Linked DNA regions of Homo sapiens: region 1 is linked to region 2. A link is an interaction called in ENCODE POLR2A ChIA-PET data of the cell type or tissue named here. Cell type or tissue: PC-9. All regions are shown on one strand. Each heading gives the region's core, and the rest is flanking DNA. Links, peaks and the distances in the headings are about the cores only. Region 1 has its middle 40 kb from the start of LINC01990. Region 2 overlaps BBX (BBX high mobility group box domain containing).

The links. ChIA-PET counts read pairs that join two places held together with the same protein. Peaks named below come from ENCODE experiments on the same cell type or tissue, not always from the same donor. Only the 100,000 strongest peaks of a DNase experiment are listed, where the experiment ranks them.
Region 1: POLR2A ChIA-PET joins it to region 2 with 8 read pairs; 2 of 35 experiments call an interaction of 5 or more read pairs at or near these places.

What each region holds. Positions count from the first base shown.
Region 1 is chr3:107,464,903-107,476,893 of GRCh38, forward strand. No RefSeq gene overlaps it. Among named protein-coding and RNA genes, the nearest start is that of LINC01990, 40 kb to the left of the region's middle. RefSeq lists enhancers at 5,033-5,771, 5,772-6,510, 11,408-11,991. In PC-9, for the core only: no CTCF peak of the experiment used is centred there; DNase peaks (open chromatin) are centred at 4,139 and 5,829; H3K4me3 peaks cover 573 bases.
Region 2 is chr3:107,543,563-107,555,553 of GRCh38, forward strand. All of the region lies in intron 2 of BBX (BBX high mobility group box domain containing), which reads left to right. Among named protein-coding and RNA genes, the nearest start is that of BBX, 27 kb to the left of the region's middle. In PC-9, for the core only: no CTCF peak of the experiment used is centred there; no DNase peak of the experiment used is centred there.

The DNA.
Region 1 (11,991 bases), core at 3,346-7,345, 80 kb before region 2:
CTTGGCCTCCCAGAGTACTGGGGTTATAGGCATGAACCACCACACCTGGCCCTATTATTGAGTTCTATTAAGAGCCAGCCCTACCCAAAAAATCTTTGATGTCTTCCACTGGGGGATAGATAAGGGTTCTAGTATATTAAGAAATCACAGAATAATAAGAAAAAAAAATCACAGAATCATGTTTACATAGCACCTCTATAGACTCAGTCATAATCTGGATTTCTCATGTGTGTCCAGGGATACATCATTTAATCAAGAAACACTAAGAACAAAATCTTGCGGAGAAGGATCTCAGTAACTGGTGGGTAACCAGGACTGGTTTCACAAGTGTAGGACTTATACAGTAACACCAGTAACACAGTCCCCAAGCACCTCTCCCCGACCTGCCCCACATCCCTACTTGGTTTAATGCTCTACTGTGCTAAAAAAATTCTTAATACATTTTGAACAAGGAGTTCTGCATTTTCATTTTGTATCAGGCAATAAGTTTGTAGCCAGTCCTGAGGTTAACAATGTAAGACCTGGATTACAGACCTCTCCTTTCTGGGAAATCCCTTCTGTCTGGGCACCTTATTACTAGTTGCAATATTTGTCAGATGTTTTTCAAAAGGGAACATAATTAAAATAAACTGCTACTCCCTAACCATGTGTTTTATTGTTCTTTAATAATAATTTTGGGCCGGTGTGGTGGCTCACATCTGTAATCCCAGCACTTTGGGAGGCAGAGGTGGGAGGATTACTTGAGGTCAGGAGTTCCAGACCAGCCCGGCTAACACAGTGAAACCCCATCTCTACTAAAAATACAAAAATTAGTCAGGCATGGTGGTGCATGCCTGTAATTCCAGCTATTTGGGAGGCTGAGGCAGGAGAATTGCTTAATCCCAGAAGGTGGAGGCTGCAGTGAGCTGAGATCATGCCACTGCACTCCAGCCTGGGTGACAGAGTGAGACTCTCTCTCAAAAAATTATAATAATAATTTTTAAATTTTGCAGGGTGAGCCATTAAAAGTGGCTCACACTTGTAACGCTAGCACTTTGGGAGTCCAAGGCAGGAGAATTGAGTGAATTCAGAAGTTCAAGACCAGCCTGGGCAACAGAGTGACAACTCATCTCTATTAAATTAAAAAAAAAAATCAGCCAGGCATGGTGGTGTGTGCCTATTGTCCCAGCTACTTTGGAGGCTGAGGTAGGAGGATCACTTGAACCCAGGAAATTGAAGCTGCAGTAAGCCGAGATCATGCCACTACATGCCAGCCTGGGCAAGATAGCAAGACACTGTCTCAAAAAAATAAAATAAAAATAAAAAATATTTTTGGAATCAAGCATACATTGTGTGTGAGACATCAGGTAAAGTGCTAATACTATAAAGAAACATAAATGCCAGAGATGTAATCCTAAGTATAGTTTCCTGCAGAATTTTTTTCTTTATGTACCTTTGAGTTGTATCTGTATTCCTTTTAGCAGAGTAACTGCATCTGAACAACTACATCCACAAGCTCTCTGGCCATATCTATATGCACAATCTATTCAAAAGTATTTCATCAACTTTTATCTCCATTGTAAAATTACGCAGATATTTGGATCATCCCAAGAAGTAAAGGTCTCTACATGTGAGTACAGACTGATCCCTTAATTTGTTCCTTCTTGGCTGCCAATGCCACTGGCAGAGGAACCTCTAACACTATTTTCTAAGGGACAAGGCCCAAGTGAAATTCTGATCTACCAAGACTTGCTAATTATTAAAGTAAAGCTGAAACACCACACACAGAAAGAGTTGCTTTATAAGAGCGGTAAGAATAGGTCCAGGCCATACAACACTGATTTCCACACACACACCTCTATTGTTTTGTGTTATTTTGTTTCCTTTAACTAAGCTAACTTTTAAAGGGTTATGTCTACAGCAGCCTAGCAGACACACAACTGTGTCTGTTAACAATGAATTAGATTTTCTGGTTGCAGAAAAGTTACAAGATCTGGGCCTCTTTGGGGTGAAAACACAGAGCTAAATGTGAATAAATGCTGCAGTAGAGATGATGGCCAAAAAGAATGAAGACTACACAATTAGGATATTCAGAGACTGTTAATGTGAATCACACACTCTCTCTACAAGATCTTGATTTCAATAATTGTCAAATTAATTTCATAAGTACAGTAAAACCTCATTAATTTGGATGCTCTCAACTTAAAATTTGTATAAGTAATATAATAGAACTCCGCTGGTTTATCTTTCTATAGTGGGCACAAAAATGACAGGTATAGGCCAGATGCCGTGGTTCACGCCTGTAATCCCAGCACTTTGGGAGGCTGAGGCAGGCGGATCACTTGAGGTCAGGAGTTTGAGATGAGCCTGGCCAGTATGGTGAAACCTCGTCTCTACTAAAAATAGAAAAATTAGCCTAGCGTGGTGGTGCACGCCTGTAATCCCAGCTACTCAAGAGGCTGAGGCAGGAGAATCACTTGAACAGCAGGTAGAGATTGCAGTGAGCCAAAATCGCACCACTGCACTCCAGCCCGGGCAACAAAATAAACCACCTCTTTAAAAAGAAACAATTTTAAAACACCCTCATGTGCTTTAAAATTCTTGGTTTCATTAAATAATAATTTGGGCTGGGCATAGTGGCTCACACTTGTAACAACAGCACTCTGGGAAGCCAAGGCAGAAGGATTGCGTGATGAGCTCAGGAGTTTGACACCAGTGAGGGCAACAGAGTGAGAACTCGTCTCTATTTAAAAAAAAAAAAAAAAATAGCCAGGCATGGTGGTGTGTGCCTGTTGTCCCAGTTACTTGGGAGGCTGAGGTAGGAAGATCATTTGAACCCGGAAGATTGAGGCTGCACTGAGCTGAGATCATGCCACTGCATGCCAGCCTGGGCAACAGAGCAAGACACTGTCTCAATAAAATAAAATTTAAAAAATTAATAAAACATATTTTTGGAATTGAGTATATACTGGGTGCAACACATCAGGTGAGGGGCTAGTATTATAAAAAAACATAGATCAAAGGTCTGTCTTTAGTGAGCTTAGAGGCCAGTGGGTGAAACGGGTCAGGTACATGGAAATGTGACTCTCAATACCAGGTAACTCAAAAACTATGGAATGAGGCTGGGTGTGGTGGCTCATGCCTGTAATCCCAACACTTTGGGAGGCTGAAGCAGGAGGACTGCTTGAGGCCAGGAGTTGGAGACCAGCCTGGGCAACCTAATGAGACTTTGCCTCTACTAAAAATTTAAAAATTAGCTAGGCCTGATGGTGCACACCTGTAGTCCCAGCTACTAAGGAGGCTGAGGAGGGAGGATCGCTTGAGCCCAGGAGATCAAGGTTGCAAGAGCTATGACTGCGTTGCTGCACTCCAGCCTGGACAACAGAGTGAGATCTTATCTCAACAACAACAACAACAACAACAAAAAGTATGGAATATGAAGGCTACAGATAATTTGTTCTGTTCATTAGAGCGGAGCTTCTAAAGTATGATGTGGTCATTGCTCTATAGAGAATTATTGTAAATACTTAATTTTTTTTATCTTTTTATTTTAAGTGCCATAATGCAGATTTTCCTCTTCATTGAAGCACTTACACTTAACCTTTAGTTGTTGAACGCCTACTTCGAGTAAGAGATTGTGCTAGGTATTGAAAGGAACATGCTGAGAAAGATGCTGTTTCTGATCTCAACGACTTTTCTCAAACGAGTATTGCCCACGCTAAATGAAGTTAGGAAGGGGAAAGTCTAAGTAGCCTGCTATGAGAGCACAGGGACTGTGTATTACATTAGCTTCCACCAGAAGCCAACCATGAGACAAGAATGCATGCACAAGTTGTTTATTTGGGAGGTGATCACAGACAGCACCAAAAGGGGAGTCAGGAAGTTAGACTAGCCGATAGCAAAAGGTATATTATGGAACAGATTCCTGCTGTGAGCAACTGGGGCTCAATGTTGCTGGGGAGCTCTGGGGACAGAACAGAAGATGCCTTCGTTAGCCTGAGGGGCAAGGACACTCAGGTATTTATCTTCCAGTTTGCTTCCTCCATTGGTTAAAGGCTACTCCTGAGGAATGAAAACTTCTGGCACTTGTGAGCTGCCCTGGTACCAGGTGCAAGAGGAATGTCCTCAGGCAACTGCTCACAGCTGGAAACCTAACTATGTTCCTGGAGATGATGTGCCTGGGGGAAAGGGCAGGATGCTCATTGTATCTCCCATGCAAGGGGGAAATATGATTCCAGATTTGATTATGAAAGAAGGCTGCTGGCAGAAGTGGTATTTTTAGTAGGGCCACACAAAGATGGAGGTAGTGATGGAGGAATGACAAACTCGGCTGTAGTAACTACAAGACTAAAAGCAAAGAGATGGAGAAGGGTGCATAGTCATCACTAAAAGCAAATATCCCTGCATAAACAGAGTTTAGGGTTCACAAACGAGGAGGAATAGAGGGAAATATGGCCAAAAGACAAACAGTAATCAGAAAGAGGCCTCTTTACATGTCCTGTCGAGCAACTTTAAACTCTATCCCGTAGGGTCTCTATCCTGTAGTCAAGGAGACTAAATATGTTTGATTACTGGAGTGACATGATTAAATTTTTATTTTAGCAAAATTACTCTAGAAATTTTGGCACAATGTTTCAGATGGCTTGGAGGAAGGGACAGGAGACTATCATTAGAGCCAAGGTGAGACATAATCAGTGATGGTACAAGGGCATTAACAGTGAGAACAGAGAAAGGAAATAGGTGGAAGACACTCTGAGAGATGCTCCCGGGACTGCACACCAGAAAGGAAGATGGAGAAGAAGAGGAGGGTCTCAGAAATGAAGCCCATGACTCACTGGATTGATGTTGTCTTAAACTGAGGTAATATATTATAGCAGGAAGAAGAGAATTTGTGGTTGGGGTTTGGATCTGTTGAATGCAAGGCGGACTATTAATCTGGAGAAGTCTGGCAGGTAAGGTGTATCCAGAGAGCCAGAGCCAGAGGTATACATTTGGGATGCATCCAAACAAACTGACCAAGGAAAAGGATAAAATGAGACAGCTTCAGTTTGGTATTCCCCCATTATTAATTCCGAATTAATAATGTTTTTCCATAAATATAACTTGGAACAATCATTTCAGGATACTCACTAATTGGGATATAGAATTTCCTTTTCTAATTTTTGTTTTAAGGAGGAGGGCTGGCAAGATGGCCAAATAGGAACAGTTCCGGTCTGCAGCTCCCAGCAAGATCAACACAGAAGGCAGGTGATTTCTGCATTTCCAACTGAGGAACCAGGCTCATCTCACTGGGACTGGTTAGACAGCGAGTGCAGCCCACAGAGGGTGAGCAGAAGAAGGGTGGGGCGTTGCCTCACCCAGGAAGCACAAGGGGTCAAGGAACTCCCTCCCCTAGCCAAGGGAAGCCGTGAGGGACTGCACCATGAGGAATGGTGCATTCCGGCCCAGATACTATGCTTTTCCCACGGTCTTTGCAACTCGCAGACCAGGAGATTCCCTCGGGAGCCTACACCACCAATGCCCTGGGTTTCAAGCACAAAACTGGGCAGCTGTTTGGGCAGACACCGAGCTAGCTGCAAGAGTTTTTTTTTTCATATCCCAGTGGCACCTGGAACACCAGTGAGACAGAACTGTTCACTCCTCTGGAAAGGGGGCTGAAGCCAGTGAGCCAACTGGTCTAGCTCAGTGGATCCCACTCCCACGGAGCCCAGCAAGCTAAGATCCACTGGCTTGAAATTCTTGCTGCCAGCACAGCAGTCTGAAGTCGACCTGGGACACTCCAGCTTGGTGGGGGGGCAGGGCGTCCACCATTACTGAGGCTTGAGTAGGCGGTTTTCCCCTCACAGTGTAAACAAAGCCACCAGGAAGCTCGAACTGGGTGGAGCCCACTGCAGCTCGGCAAAGCCGTTGTAGCCGGACTGCCTCTCTAGATTCCTCCTCTCTGGGAAAGGCATCTCTGAAAGAAAGGCAGCAGCCCCAGTCAGGGGCTTATAGATAAAACTCCCATCTCCCTGGGACAGAGCACCTGGGGAAAGGTGCAGCTGTAGGCGCAGCTTCAGCAGACTTAAACGTTCCTGCCTGCCAGCTCTGAAGAAGGCAGCGGGTCTCCTAGCACAGCCTTCAAGCTCTGCTAAGGGACAGACTGCCTCCTCAAGTGGGTCCCTGACCCCCATGTCTCCAGACTGCGAGACACCTCTCAGCAAGAGTCAACAGACACTTCATACAGAAGCGCTCTGGCTGGCATCTGGCAGGTGCCCCTCTGGGATGGAGCTTCCAGAGGAAGGGACAGGCAGCAATCTTTGCTGTTCTGCAGCCTTTGCTGGTGATACCCAGGCAAACAGGGTCTGGAGTGGACCTCCAGCAAACTCCAGTAGACCTGCAGCAGAGGGGCCTGACTGTTAGAAGGAAAACTAACAAACTGAAAAGAATAGCATCAGCATCAACAAAAAGGATGTCCACCCAGAAACTGCACTCAAAGGTCACAAACATCAAAGAACAAAAGTAGATAAATCCAAGAAGATGAGGAAAAACCAGCACAAAAAGGTTTAACATTCCAAAAACCAGAAAGCCTCTTCTCCAAAGGATCACAACTCCTCATCAGCAAGGGAACAAAACTGGACAGAGAATGAGTTTGACAAATTGACAGAAGTAGGCTTCAGAAGGTGGGTAAGAACAAACTCCTCTGAGCTAAAGGAGCATATTCTAATGCAATGCAAGGAAGCTAAGAACCTTGAAAAAAGGTTAGAGGAATTGCTAACTAGAATAACCAGTGTAGAGAAGAGCATAAATGACCTGATGGAGCTGAAAAACACAGCACAAGAACTTCGTGAAGCATACACAAGTATCAATAACTGAATCGATCAAGCAGAAGAAAGGATATCAGAGACTGAAGATCAACATAATGAAATAAAGCATGAAGAGAAGATTAGAAAAGAAAAATGAAAAGGAACAAACAAAGCCTCCCAGAAATGTGGTACTATGTGAAAAGACCAAACCTACATTTGATTGGTGTACCTGAAAGTGATGGGGAGAATGGAACCAAGTTGGAAAACACTCTGCAGGATATTATCCAGGAGAAATTCCCCAACCTAGCAAGACAGGCCAACATTCAAATTCAGGAAATACAGAGAACACCACAAAGATACTCCTCGAGAAGAGCAACCCCAAGACACATAATTGTCAGATTCACTAAGGTTGAAGTGAAGGAAAAAATGTTAAGGGCAGCCAGAGAGAAAGGTGGGGTTACCCACAAAGGGAAGCCCATCAGACTAACAGCAGATCTCTCTGCAGAAACCCTACAAGCCAGAAGAGAGTGGGGGCCAATATTCAACAGTCTTAAATAAAAGAATTTCAACCCAGAATTTCATATCCAGCCAAACTAAGCTTCATTAGCAAAAGAGAAATAAAATCCTTTACAGACAAGCAAATGCTGAGAGATTTTGTCACCACTAGGCCTGCCTTACAAGAGCTCCTGAGGGAAGCACTAAACATGGAAAGGAACAACCGGTACCAGCCACTGCAAAAACATATCAATTTGTAAAGACCATTGACACTATGAAGGAACTGTATCAACTAACAGGGAAAATAACCAGCTAGCATCATAATGACTGGATCAATTTCACACATAACAATATTAACTTTAAATGTAAATGGGCTAAATGCCCCAATTAAAAAGACACAGACTGGCAAATTGGATAAAGAGTCAAGACCCATTGGTGTGCTATATTCAGAAGACCCATCTCATATGCAAAGACACACATAGGCTCAAAATAAAGGGATGGAGAAAGATCTACCAAGCAAATGAAAAGCAAAAAAAAAAAGCAGGGGTTGCAATCCTAGTCTCTGATAAAATAGACTTTGAACCAACAAAACTCAAAAAAGACAAGAAGGGCATTACATAATGGTAAAGGAATCAATGCAACAAGAAGACCTAACTACCCTAAATATATATGCACCCAATACAGGAGTGCTCAGATTCATAAAGCAAGTTCTTAGAGACCTACAAAGAGACTTAGACTCTCACACAATAATACTGGGAGACTTTAACACCCCACTGTCAATATTAGAGAAATCAATGAGACAGAAAATTAACAAGAATATCCAGGACTTGAACTCAGCTCTGGACCAAGCAGACCTAATAGACATGTACAGAACTCTCCATCCCAAATCAACAGAATATACATTTTTCTCAGCACCACATCACACTTATTCTAAAATTGACCACATAATTGGAAGTAAAACACTCCTCAGCAAATGCAAAAGAACAGAAATCATAACAAACAGTCTCTCAGATCACACTGCAATCAAATTAGAACTCAGGATTAAGAAACTCATTCAAAACTGCACAACTATATGGAAACTGAACAACCTGCTCCTGAATGACTACTAGGTAAATAATAAAATAAAGGCAGAAATGAATAAGTTCTTCAAAACCAATGAGAACAAAGACACAACATGCCAGAATCTCTGGGACACAGCTAAAGCAGTGTTTAGAGGGAAATTTATAGCACTAAATGCCCACAGGAGAAAGCAGGAAAGATCTAAATTCAACAACCTAACATCACAATTAAAAGAACTAGAGAGGCAAGAGCAAACAAATTCAAAAGCTAGCAGAAGACAAGAAATAACTAAGATCAGAGCAGAACTGAAGGGGATAGAGACACGAAAAACCTTTCAAAAAAAAATCAATGAATCCAGGAGCTGGTTTTTTTGAAAAGATTAACAAAATAGATAGACCACTAGCCAGACTAATGAAGAAAAGAGAGAAGAATCAAATAGAAACAAACAAAAAAAATGATAAAGGGGATATCACCACTGATCCCACAGAAATGCAAACCACCATCAGAGAATACTATAAACACCTCTACACAAATAAACTAGGCAATCCAGAAGAAATGAATAAATTCCTGGACATATACACCCTCCCAAGACTAAACCAGGAAGAAGTCAAATCCCTGAATAGACCAATAATAAGTTCTGAAATTGAAGCAGTAATTAGCCTACTGGCCAAAAAAAGCCCAGGACCAGACGGATTCACAGCCAAATTCTACCAGAGGTACAAAGTGGAGCTGGTATCATTCCTTCTGAAACTATTCCAAACAGAAAAAGAGGGACTCCTCCCTAACTCATTTTATGAGGCCAGCATCATCCTAATGCCAAAACCTAGCACAGACACAACAAAAAAAAGAAAATTTCAGGCCAATATCCCTGATGAATATCGATGCACAAATCCTCAATAAAATACTGGCAAACCGAATCCAGCAGCACATCAAAAAGCTTATCCACCACAATCAAGTCGGCTTCATCCCTGGGATGCAAGGCTGGTTCAACATACGCAAATCAGTAAATGCAATCCATCACATAAACAGAACCAATGACAAAAACCACATAATTATCTCAATAGATGCAGAAAAGGCCTTCGATAAAATCCAACACCGCTTCATCCTAAAAACTCTCAATAAATTAGGTATTGATAGAATGTATCTCAAAATAAGAGCTACTTATGACAAACCTACAGCCAATATCATACTGAATGGACAAAAGCTGGAAGCATTCCCTTTGAAAACTGGCACAAGACAAGGATGCTCTCTCTCACCACTCCTATTCAACGTAGTATCAGAAGTTCTGGCCGATGCAATCAGGCAAGAGAAAGAAATAAAGGGTATTCAAATAGGAAGAGAGGAAGTCAAATTGTCTCTGTTTGCAGATGTCATGACTGTATATTTAGAAAACCCCACTGTCTCAGCCCAAAATCTCCTTAAGCTGATAAGCAACTTCAGCAAAGTCTCAGGATACAAAGTCAATGTGCAAAAATCACAAGCATTCCTATACACCAATAATAGACAAACAGGGAGCCAAATCATGAGTGGACTCCCATTCACAATTGCTACAAAGAGAATAAAATACCTAGGAATATGACTTACAAGGGATGTGAAGGACCTCTTCAAGGAGAATTACAAAGCACTGCTCAAGGAAATAAGAGAGGACACAAACAAATGAAAAAACATTCCATGCTCATGGATAAGAAAAATCAATATCATGAAAATAGCCATACTGCCCAAGGTAATTTATAGATTTAATGTTATCCCATCAAGCTACCACTGACTTTCTTCACAGAATTGGAAAAAATGATTTTAAACTTCACATGGACTCCCAAAAACAGACCGTATAACCAAGACAATCCTAAGTAAAAAGAACAAAGCTGGAGGCATTACGCTACCTGACTTCAAACTATACTACAAGGCTACAGTAACCAAAACAGCATGGTACTGGTACCAAAACAGATATATAGACAAATGGAACAGAATAGAGGCCTCAGAAATAACACCACACATCTACAGCCATCTGATCTTCGACAAACCTGACAAAAACAAGCAATGGGGAAAGGATTCCCTGTTTAATAAATGGTGCTGGGAAAACTGGCTAGCCATATATAGAAAGCTGAAACTTTCCTTACACCATATACAAAAATTAACTCAAGATGGATTAAAGACTTAAATGTAACACCTAACACCATAAAAACCCTAGAAGAAAACCTAGGCAATATCATTCAGGACATAGGCATGGGCAAAGACTTCATGACTAAAACACCAAAAGCAATGGCAACAAAAGTCAAAATGGACAAATGGGATTGAATTAAACTAAAAATCTTCTGCACAGCAACAGAAACTATCATCAGAGTGAACAGGCAACCTACAGAATGAGAGAAAATCTTTGCAATCTATCCATCTGACAAAGGGCTAATATCCAGAATCTACAAAGAACTTAAACAAATTTACAAGAAACAAACAAATAGCCCCATCAAAAAGTGGGCAAAGGATATGAACAGATACTTCTCAAAAGAAGACATTTATGCAGCCAAAAGATACATGAAAAAATGCTCATCACCACTGGCCATCAGAGAAATGCAAATCAAAACCACAATGAGATACTATCTCATACCAGTTAGAATGGCAATCATTAAAAAGTCAGGAAACCACAGATGCTGGAGAGGATGTGGAGAAATAGGAATGCTTTTACACTGTTGGTGGGAGTGTAAATTAGTTCAACTATTGCGGAAGACAGTGTGGCGTTTCCTCAAGGATCTAGAACTAGAAATACCATTTGACCCAGCCATCCCATTACTGGGTATATAACCAAAGGATTATAAATCATGCTACTATAAAGATACATGCACACGTATGTTTATTGCGGTACTATTCACAATAGCAAAGACTTGGAACCAACCCAAATGTCCATCAATGATAGACTGGATTAAGAAAATGTGGCACACATACACCATGGAATACTACTATGCAGCCATAAAAAGGGATGAGTTCATGTTCTTTGCAGGGACATGGATGAAGCTGGAAACCATCATTCTCAGCAAACTATCACAAGGACAGAAAACCAAACACCACATTTCCTCACTCATAGGTGGATGTTGAACAACAAGAACACATGGACACAGGGCAGGGAACGTCACACACTGGGCTGGGGGAGGGATAGCATTAGGAGAAATACCAAATGTGAATGACGAGTTGATGGATGCAGCAAACCAACATGGCACATGTAGACCTACGTAACAAACCTGCACATTGTGCACATGTACCCTAGAACTTAAAGTATACATATTAAAAAAAAGAACATTAGGTCAATGGAGAACAATATTTCTCCTATATCATCATCATAATCATCACCATTATCATCACCACCATTGATAAAGGCCAGGCTAAAAGACATGGCTTAGATGAGGAGCAACAATGGGCATTGTAATGCTAAACCCTACAATTGAACAAATTTATCCACCAAGTCATATGCAAAAGAAGACAACTACAGACCTCTCCAGGTGAGAATTCACCTTGTGAAACAACTTCAGGCATGGAAAAGCTGACCAGAATTCATACACCCAGCAATTTATTCTCAAGAGTAAAAGAGAAGGGATAGAGCCATGAATGTTCAGTTCCACATCCCATACTCACCAACAAATTATTTAACTCACTTATACATATGGATGCCCCATATCCTGAAAAC
Region 2 (11,991 bases), core at 5,130-9,129:
AACGGATAATAAACTGTACGTGGCTTCAGTTTAGTTCCCTGTGTCCTGTGAAAACAGAGCAAGAATTTGCAAAACAATAACACATTGTTAAATGGCATACCAGTTTATCAAATGCCCTAAGTTTATTACAGTCTGATTTTAGGAAAAACCATTCCAGCTTCACAACAGCTCATCCTAATCTTAAGCAAAAGAGTCTTTAAAAGCCATTTCAAAGCTGTTAGATTTTGTTCTGTCCATGAAAGCATAAATTGCTCATAGCTGTTGATGAGGAGAAAAGAAGTTTGTAAAGCCATAACAGATTTAGTTGTGAAAGGGTCATTTAACTGATTTGTGTACTGCGACGCCTCATGGTGGCTGTATTAAGAAACTACTGTAGTGAAATATTGCGACCACATACCTTGTCACTCGGACTGAATCCATTTACATGTATGCAGGCTAAACATTAGTAAGTTAAAATTCCAAATAATATTTTTAAGGTTAGTATATTTGTAAGTTTTATTTGGGAGAAAATATCTTTTGTCCTGCAGTTCAGGGAGGAAACTTCATATGCCTTATCAGAGTTCTGCTCCTGGGAGTTCACCTGGGAAATGACCATCATTCAGCCCTGAACTTCCAGAAAATACTAGCCAGGTAATCTGGGCAGCTGCGACTCTATTCTGCTCCTTTGTGTAAATGAGAAAAAAGTTACCTCTTTTTGTGATACTTTATTTCTAAGTGTTGGAAAATTGTCATAATAGATTGATTTTGTTAGAACACAACACTTTACTGCATTTTGAAATGTCGTCACAGAGATACAGATCTGTGCTTGCTGATGTGAATGGCATCTCTTAGGGTTCTAGAACATAGCATGACTTCCACAGATGTATACAGAGACCCTGCAGGCAGTTATATCCTAGGAAATCATGTCTTTAGACATGAGATGTTAAAACATCACATCTGGAAACCTGTACATATTATATATTTATTGAATGTAAAATGCTAGTTATTTGTAAAATCGTTACTTTAAAAGTTATAAATATAATAGAAGCCTGGCACAGTGGCTCACACCTATAATCCCAGCACTTTGGGAAGGCCAAGGCGGGCAGATCACTTGAGGCCAGGAGTTCAAGACCAGCCTGGCCAACATAGCGAAACCCCATCTCTATAAGAAATAAAAAATTTGACTGGGCATGGTGGCTCACGTCTGTAGTCCCAGCACTTTGGGCGGCCAAGGCGGGCGGATCACGAGGTCAGGAGATGGAGACCATCCTGGCTAACACAGTGAAACCCTGTCTCTACTAAAAAAAAAAAAAAAAAAGAAAAAAAGTAGCCGGACATGGTGGCGGGCACCTGTAGTCCCAGCTACTCAGGAGGCTGAGGCAGGAGAATGGCATGAACCCGGGAGGTGGAGCTTGCAATGAGCCGAGATCCGCCATTGTACTCGAGCCTGGGCAACAGAGCGAGACTCCGTCTCAAAAAAAAAAAAATTTTTTAAAAAGTAATAGAAATTAAGAGAATACATTATAGAGACGTTTCTTTACCTCTGCGGTTTATTGACAAAAGTCTTTACATTCTGTTACATATCTCTTGGCCCAACCAATTTAATGTATTTTCCAAGTTAGTGTGTCTTTTAGAGTTTGATTAAAGAAGAAAATTTTCTGACCTTTATTAAAAAGCTTTTCTTTATTAGATGGGTACAGTAATAGAATGCAAAATGACTTTAAGCATCTATCCCCTTTATCCATCATTAAAAGCTAATTGTCACATAATATAAGTGCAACTTGATGGGATTTTTAACGTACCAAAAATTGGCAATCTGTGATGAGGAAAGTGGGCTCTGTGAGGACTCAAGTTAAGAGAATGAAAGAAAAAATGAAGCTTTTATAAATCTTAAGTGGTAGCTAAATGGAAATAAAAGCTTTTAATTTTTGTAGGAGAGTAGTGATAGCAGATCAGTACCTTATGTTTTGCTGGAAACCGAAGTTTTCAGAATGTGCTTGTATGACTGCTAGGGTGGTGGTTTGGGCCACTGAAGACTGTACAGGGTTAATTCCTTATGTTTGGAAAAATGGTAATGCCTTCTTTATCTTTGTGCTATCCATGGAGTTATTTTCTTAACAAGAGCAATAATGACCTTTCTTGCTCCTCTTTAGGGAATGGCAATTGGTGGGATATTCAGTAGGAAATCCATTACCCTGTCTGTGTCTTGGGTAGTTTGTGGTGCTCCCCTGGTCCAGTTTGGGTCTTGCTCAGTAGGTAGTGATGATGCATTAAGTGGATAAAACCACAGTCATGCTGGGGCTTTCATTTGGCTCAGTGACATGGTTGTAAAACACAGGGTTTCAAACAAAGATTTTTGAAATGGTGCTCTCTTACTAATCCTCCTCACAGTTTGGTAGAAAGGGCACTAAAATGTTGCTGGTTTGTAAAAAGTAGAGTGCTTGTTTATCGTAGCTCAAAGGTGCTAATTGTTTCTAGCAGGAGTATTACACATGAAACCTCAAGGTCATGCTTAACCCACTGGCTACTGAACAGTTTGACTGCACTGTAATACACAACCTGTCCCAAGCTTTCATGCAGCTTCCTAGCTCGGACTCATTAGATAACGTTAGTTTGTTTGAATCAGCACACTCTTCTGTGCCTTCTGAAGATCTAAGACCTGGGAGCTACTGACCATCCATATTTTCATTCCTTAACTCCTAAGACTGTGCCAAGATGTTACGTCTTCTCTAGTCATTCCTGCCTATAAATTATTTGCAATTTTGTTTTACCTTTACTACTGTCATAAATCTAGGAAATTTTAGTTTGGGCAACTTAAGGACCATAGTTTTTATAGCCCATTGTCAGAACACTAGTTATTTACTTACTTTTTGTGACATAAAACCCAGATTTTTTAGATTCCATGATACACAGAACCATATGATTAAATCAGTTGTTATTATGTGCTTTTAGTGACAAATCTTTTTAGGGCTACATCATCTTATCTTACATGAGACAGATAATTTCTGTAAGAAACTTGTATCAGAAACATGTAGCCTGTCGTGAATTTTTATTACTTTCTTTGTTGTTTATTGAAAGGGTTGGGACTTCTGAGTTAAATAATTTAAAAAGTTACATTTTACTGTTATAAAAATCCATGTTAATCCAAGAAGAAAATTTCTGTTAAATGCCTTTTTGATTTAAAGTGTGTGAATTAGATATTTGATCATGATTTGGGACCTGAAAAACTATCTTATTTCTTTATAAATGTAATATAGTTACTGTATCTGAAAGTAATATATGGTTCCTTTATCCTCTCTACTACTGCTGTATTTTCAGAAGGAGAAGCAATTATATTGATTTGCTGAGTAACTTCTTACTCAACCAGTTTCTGTTATAGTATATTAACATAACTGTTCTGTTAGTTTATTTATTCTGACTTGTGGGCATGAATATTTTAGGTAAACTTTATAATGTTCAAGATAGTTTGAAAGATTAATCAATGCTTATTTCCTTGCTTTACAAATGTATAAGAGCTATTCAAGTAACAGTTATCTAAACAAGTTGTTTTATAATGAGGTAGTATAAGAGAAGTATTTCCCTAGACAACATGAAATAAAGCTCAAACATCCTCAATTTTTTTTGTTTGTGAATATTTATAGCTTTGAATCTCAGCTGTAGTCGGGATGATGGCATAAATTGTAATTATACTGCAGAACTGAAAGAAAAATTTGAAAGAACTGATAATGGCTCTAAAACAGTATCTTTAATAAGCTAATGGTATTGGTGACCATTCAGTAAGTATCTGCTCAGTCAATGAAATCATTGAACTTCATCTTATTTGTGTAAGTGATGATTGTGCCCTCCATGACTTCACAGTACCTAGTTCAATACCTACTAAGTAAATGAGCATTCATGAATGAATGAAATGTAAGGCTGAATTTTGAATTTTGCAAGCTTTTTTGACATACGACTTTAAGATCTGATCAGATCTCTCACAGATTCCCATGAAACCTATCCCAGTTGGTTTTCTTTTCGTTTTATATTTGTTCTACCCTTCAATAAATGAATAAAATATGATATTAAATATAATATGTACTTACTGCCTGTGGTGTACCCGGCACTCTTCTGTGTACTTTCAGATATCTCACTTTGAAGATCATAACAAATATTACTGGTAGATGTAATTTATCCAACCCCCAATTTCTTGTTTCCTCCACTCCCCCACCTCACTCTGCTCTCCTTCCTTCCCCTCCCCTTCTTCTTTCCCTTCTATTGATCTTATTCTTCATTTCTCTGTTATTTGACAAATTTTGAGACTGAGACTTTGAGAGGTTGAGTAACTTAGGTGGAATCACACAGGAGGGCCAAAGCCAACTCCTTTTCTACTTTCATCACATATCTAGGGACTCTGACACCTAGATTCTAATTGCTGATTCCTGGAATGGTTGCTTGTCTTTGTCATTTTTATGGCTTCTTTCTCATGATATAAAATGCAATTCTGGGCTCAGCCACACTCTCAGAGCCTAATTAAGTTGGTGTTTTAAATACTTACCTGGGAGGCATCGAGGTTTGGACGTATGATTGTGTGTCAGACAACTCCTGTTTGAATGTCATTTGTACCACTTCTTAACTGTGTCAGTATGAACAAGGCACTTAACCTCTTGGATTCTAGTTTCCTCATCCATAAACGAGGAAAATAATAGTTACCTTTTGAAGTCATTTTGAAAATTAAAAAGATACTACCTATATAAAGCTACTTACTAGTCATAAATTTATACTCTTGCTAAAAACACTTTTGCCTTTTTCGTTAGACGTGTTTAGCGTATCTGTGTTTATGTGTGTGTTCCATTTGTCTATTTATAAGCATACTATGTGGTCTGATAATTTATGAATGAGAAAAACAGATGCAGAAAACATCTGGGAGAGATGTTTTTGGGAGATGTTTTGGGAGATGTTTGGGAGATGTTTTGGGAGAGATCTTAATAATGGTTAGTAGTATACATTTAAAGACAAAGCAGAATATTATTTAAATAGTTCCACTGTGGAAAGCAGTTAGGAGATTTCTCAAAGAACTTAAAATAGGACTACCATTTGACCCAGCAGTCTACTACTGGGTATACACACAAAGAAAAGTAATTTGTTTTGTCAAAAAGACACATGGGCTGTTATGTTCATTCCAGTGCTGTTTACCATAGCAAAGACGTGGAATCAACCTAGGTGCCCATCAACAGTGGATTGGATACAGCAAATGTAGTACATATTCACTGTGGAATACTATGCAGCCATAAAAAAGGAACAAAATCATGTCCTTTGCAGCAACATTGATGCAACTGGAGACCATCATCCTAAGCAAATTAACGTAAGAACAGAAAACCAAATACCACATTCTCTCAGTTATAAGTGGGAGCTAAACATTGAATACACCATAGACATAAAGATGGGAACAACAAACCCTGGGGACTATTAGATGGGGAAGGGAAGGAGGGGAGCATGGGCTGAAAAACTAACCATTGGGTATGCTCACCACCTGGGTGACAGGACCATCCGTATCTCAAACCTCAGCATCATGCAATATACCCATGTAACAACCCTACACTTGTATTCCCTGAATCAAAAAGTTTTAAAAATAGAATATGAAAAATAAATAGTAAAATAATTGTATTTATTCAACAAACATTTATCAAGCTTTTACTCAATAAATGGGGTAGGCTCCATTCTAGTTCCTGGGACTATAGTAATAAGACCATTAAAAATACTGCCTTTATGAAGTATACTTTCTAGTGGGGGAAAACAGAAAATAAATAAAATAAGTAAGCTGTATGGTGCATATTAGATGGCTATATGTTATAGGAAAAATAAAGCAAGGGAAGGAGAGAGAGGGGAGGTTGCTCTAGAGTGTGGTTTGTGATGAGATAGGGATCATACTCTCAGGAATTATGCAAGTCCAGGATAGGTGTGTGCAAAGATAGCGAACAGTGTGCTGACCTTAGGGATGTCCGTCCTCTTCCAAGACATGCACGTCTTTTTCTGCACCATTTTTAGAGTAGCTCTGGCAGACTTGGAGACATTCCTGTTCAGCATGAAAAGTTGTACAGAAGTTTGTACCTGGTGGCAGACTTTTGGGAATCTACTATTATGCTTGGAAGAGGATGCCTGGTACTCTGGATGGCTTTCTCCATAGTTGGCAGAATTAGGGGCAAGCCATGTGCATTCCTTGCAGCTGAAGTGCTGATTGATACTTCTCTTAAGACTTTTCCTTGAAATTCCTAATAGCAGTCAGGTGAGCTATTAAGTGGGTGTTTTGGACTGAGAAAAAGTGTCTTAAGTAAGCGTGCTTGTTCTTACCTTTTTTTTTTTTTTTTTTAATACTGAATGGAAGGAAAGGTGCATTTAAATTTTAAAATAACTCTCAAGGAGCCAGGACAAGGGAGAAGAGCTAATATTAATTTTTCAAAAATTCTTATGGGAATAAATACTTTCTTTTCCTCCTTATTCATTCATTTATACATTCATTTATAGATATTAATTTTTTCAGCATGTATTTATTGAGCATCTCCTGTATTCTAGGCACTGTGAATGTTACAAAGTAGATAAGGATAGGTAAGATACATGCTCACAAGGAGTGTATACAACAGGAAGAGAGAGGAAGAAGTACAGAAACAACTTTCCTATGAGACCTTAATGAGATAACACAAGGGGAATAATCTAGCACATACCTGGGCATAGTAGATGCTCAATACCAAGAGTCAACTGTTGACTCTTGGATAAAGTGATTAGTCACTCTGGAGAGGTACAGACAATATGGTCAGATGAGGGATCGGTAACTTTTGACGCTATTGTTGGGGAAGTCCTCATGGAAACTTGAAATGGGCCTTGGAGTTGAATGGGATTTGGGCACATCCCCCTGAGCGTGGGGAGATCACCTTATTTGGCTTTGTATTTTTAGCAGGTGGTACAGCATAGGTTGGAAATAATTTTTTTAGATGAATAAATGAGGGGAAAGGACAGTTTTGGTGAGGGGTAAACCGCAAGCAATGGCATGCCAGAGATTGGGAAGTACAACAGAGTTTAGGGGCTCCAGCAGTGATTCAGTTCAGCTGAAGAAAGAGTAACTACAAGGGAAATGTATCTTCTAAGTAAGATCAGGGTCAGATCCTGGGGAGGTCATAGTTGCCAGGCCAACCATGTAGGATCTAAAGCAGGCTTGGTAGCCAACACTGGTGACATTGGAGCAGGGTATGGGTGGCAGGAGCCTCAGATGAGGAGACTATTACAGCATCAGAGCTGGAAGTAATTACTCATCTAGGGTGGCCATAGGGACTATAGAGACCTGGATAGAGGTAAGTGATATTTTAGAGGCGGAATTGACAGCACACTAAAGTAAGTACTTCAACTGTAGCTCAGTGGAATGATTTTGAATGCCTCCTTTTGCTATAGGAACTCTTTTTGAGAAAATGAAAACCTCAAATCAAATTTCCTGGAACAACTTTTTTGGAGAGTTTAGCGCTATCTAAGTCATTCTCCTAGGAGCTCTTATAAAACATTATGAAGGCAAAAAAAATGTTAAATAAAGTTATTATATCAACAGGTAATTTACAGCACAGTTCAATATTTATACACTGTAAATATATTTTTATAGTTCTTTTGGACCCTTTGTATATTCTGTGTTATACATACTCACATACAAACACACACATACCAGGAAAGGAGAGAGGAAATACAGAAGTAGCCACGTGTTAGTTAATTATTTGATGCTGCATCTTCGATTACTAATGAGCCCAGTGACAACACTTTGTTGATTTTTATGTGAAAATTCTTTATGATCATCAGTGTTATGAAGTGGTTTCCACGAAAGCATTTCACCCATCTTTTTCTTCTTTTAAAGAAACATTTACAATAGTGATGCTGTTTAAGTTTTGTTAATACAATGCATTTTTGTTGGGGGAAGCATTCTTCGGAAAAACCGTATCAGCTTTTGCTTTCACATCTAGCATAAATGTATAAGACTGTAAGAAGAGGCAATATAAAAATGTAATATGCATGATCCTTTCTTTCTGGCATCACCGACCTCATTAATAGATTTGTGTGTAAGGGAATATAGTCCTGAAAATTGTTAAACCAGATCTCAACCCTGGTTTTTACACTGATGTGAGTATCCTGTGCCAGACACTTTATTTCAACAGGCCTTAGTTTTCTCATTTATAAATAAGAGCCTGCCCTGGAATGATCAGGAACATCCTTCTGGGAGTAATTCCCTGTGACTCTGTGCCCTGTTAGGGCCACATGGGGAAGAGCTGCTCATAAACATTGACAAATTGAAATATTTTAAAATTCAGATTATTTGTATTCTTCACAAGTTCCAGACTATTATCCTTTTTCATGTAAGAGGCTGAAGAAAGCCCTATGTTTACTTTAGTTGCAGAACATTGAGCTTTTCTGAACAGGGTACATGGCACATGGAAGATTCCCCAATAAATAATTGCTGGGTTTGTTTCAGCTGTGAGAGTTTAGTACAGCGTTAAAGGATTGCTCCTGGGGCTGGGCGCACTGGTTCACCCCTGTATTCCCAGCACTTTGGGAGGCTGCGGCAGGCGGATCTCTTGAGCCCAGGAGTTCAAGACCAACCTGGACAACATGTCAAAACCTTGTCTATACTAAAAAATACAAAAAGTTAGCCAGGCATGGTGGCCCACACCTGTACTCCCAGCTACCTGGGAGGCTGAGGTAGGAGAATCACTTGAGCCCAGGAGGTCAAGGCTGCAGTGAGCCATGATCATGCCACACTGCACTCCAGCCTGGGCAACAGAAGAAACCCTGTTTCATTAAAAAAAAAAAAAAAAAAAAAAAAAAGGGATTGCTCTTGGACTTGGTCTGATCCTCTGCTCATGTTAGAGAAGCAACTGAAACAATTCTTAATGTATTCAAAGGTAAACTCTTAAATGGATAACCACAGAAACCTAGGCATGGTATTAAGGCCTGGGAATATGAAGTAAATAAAAATAGGTACCCCCACGAGCTTTCGCTATGGTAGGGAAAATAGACATTAGGGACTTGGGACATATAGGATTTATTCCATTGTTACAGATAGAAAAGTGTGAAATCAAGTGACTTCTCTAAATCATTGTTGAAAGTAAAATTGTATTTTAAAAATCAGTAAAAGTGCTTAAAAATTAATCACAATTGGATTCATCCCCATTTTTCCTGCCCCAACTAAAGGTTATTTCTTTTGAAGTAACATGACAAATTCTAATATGGTTTCTTCATAATTTCCTTTTTCAGGTCTGAAGCACAGATATATTTCAGCTAGTCTCAACATCCATGTTGAGAGGCAAGGAGATACGCAATCTCTAAGGACATTGCATTTCCAAATATATAGGGATTTATAGATCAAAGCCATTTTTAGTCATTTTTGCTGAGGTAGTGAAGACCTAATTTTACCCACCCTTTAAATGCTATACGTCTTTTGACTTCATAAAGAAAAATGTTGATTTCAAAAATTTTATTTTGGTGTTAACAGTGATCTCAGGGTGCTAAGGATCTGCTAAATTTGCTGAGTTTGAATGGTTTGGTCAGTAGTGAAAAATTTGGCTTATTTGGTATTTAGGCATCCCATTAAAATGAGTGTTGAACATTCTCATTGCATTATACTGTTTTCATAAAATCCTCTGTATTCACAATAATAATTACTACTGATTATGGAACATTATGTATCAGACAATGTGATAGATATTTTAAACCATCTTATTTAATCTTTACAAATAAGACTAAGAGATAGACATTATTGTTTACCATTTTATCTATGAAGAACCTAAGACTCCAGGTGGTTAAATATCTATCCATGTAGCTATTTCTATGCTTCAGGATTTGAGTTCTGGTCATTCTAACTCTAGAGGCTAAGTCAGTTACCATATTGCTACTTTCTCCCGTGCTCCCAAGTAATTATTGCTAAAATCTAAGTCCTGGCTTTTTAACGTATGGGCTAAAGGACAGATTGGATGTATGAGAACTGTGTCTATGAGGGCAGTTTGTGGGAGGAGGGACCTGGGGCCTAATAGGAGAGGTAGATTTTAGAAACTGAGTTAAGGACAAGAAAACCGTAGCTGGCAGGAGAATCCAAGTCAACAACTGAAAGATACTGTATCATTCACTAAAGAGGAAGGGTAGATGAAGAAGTCACTGAGAACTTGAGGTCTAGCTGTGATTTCTGATTACTATCTCACTTGTTTTTTGAAACAGTATTAATTTTACACAAAAGGTATGGTTACTTACCCAGTTCAACTTATGCATATTTTATTAATTCTTTAATTTATTCTATCTAGTGTTATTAGATCTTTAATTCCTGAGTACTTATTTTCTAGATTTCTAACAATGGTGGACTATGTTCTTTCAGGAAGATGGTAGTATTTTAGGTTTGTTATGTGTTTTTTTTTCTTCTGGATTCTCCAGATAAGCAGTTAATTACCCTATTTGTCTATTCCTGAACAAATAAGAAACTGAGAGTGGGATCCAAGAATGTATGTTTTTCACAATTCCTGAAGTTGATTATGATATGCATCAAATGTTGATAGGAAATTGAATACGCGTGTAGAGAAGGTAAAGGGATTTGGGATCTAAACCCAGGAGTGCCGGGTATGGGGAAGGCTGTTCCTTTACTGGAGAACAGAAGCTGAACATGAAGGAATAAAACAGACAGTGGTGAGGGATTATTGATTACGGATTTAGAGAATTAGTCATTCTTAATTTAAAAACCCCTTTTGGCTGTTACTTGTGGAAAATAAATTGGTCTTTTTTCACTCACATTTTCTATGTGTAGAATGGTCTGTTTTTAGTGACCTGGTATCCAAGAAATTGTAAATAGACTGATGTCATTTCACTTACTTTTGAAACACAATATAGAACAGTTGGAATACTTTTCTTGTGTTGATTCCTTGGTTTAAGATTTTATATGTATCTAGCTCACAAAGGAATTTGTGGATTTCCAAGGGCATTTTGGCAAAGAGAAGGTAATATACAAATTTTAATATACAAAGTAACCAAAAGGTATGGTTACTTGCGGAGTTTAACTTATGCATTTTTTATTCTTTAATTTATTCTGTCTAGTTTCTGTAGCTCTTTGATTCGTGAGTACTTATTTTCTAGATTTCTAGAAAGATCATGCAATTGCACTCCAGCCTGGGCAACAGGGTGAGACCCTGTCTCAAAAGAAAAGGAGAATTCTTAATTGTGTCCTGAGTCCAATGACATTTTAAAAGATTGATAAAGTAGCTGGGCGTGGTGGCTCATGCCTGTAATCCCAGCACTATGGGAGGCTGAGGCGGGCAGATCACTTGAGGTCGGGAGTTCAAGACCAGCCTGACCAACATGGAGAAACCCCATCTCTACTAAAAATACAAAATTAGCCGGGCATGGTGACGCATGCCTGTAATTCCAGCTACTCGGGAGGCTGAGGCAGGAGAATCGCTTGAACCTGGGAGGCGGAGGTTGCAATGAGCCGAGATCGTGGCATTGCACTCCAGCCTGGGCAACAAGAGCGAAACTCCGTCTCAAAACAACAACAACAACAACAACAACAACAACAAAATACATATGTTTCTACTTTATTTTCATAGTATTGATATTTGTTTCTGCTAAACCAAAGCTCCTATTTGAGGTGTAGTTGCTCAGTTTCCCACCTCCTATCTTCTCTCTATTTGCATGTACTTTTGAGTAGATGGGGTGAGAACAGGATTATTTGGCTAAACAATATAGAACAGTTGGAATACGTTTCTTGTGTTGGTTCCTTGATTTAAGATTTTCTATATACCTAGCTCACAAAGGAATTTATAGATTTCCAAGGGCATTTTAGCAAAGGGAAGGTAATATGCAAAGGGCTAAGTAATTCACCAATTGGGTCATTAAGACCCAGAAAAAGCTTGGAGAGTGCTTGTTAACTTTTCAAGAAGACATTGACTGCTGTGATCACATCACTGTTATGATCATGAAGATCAAACAAAAAAGTTACTCATCAAAAAGCAGAACCGGAACCAAAAC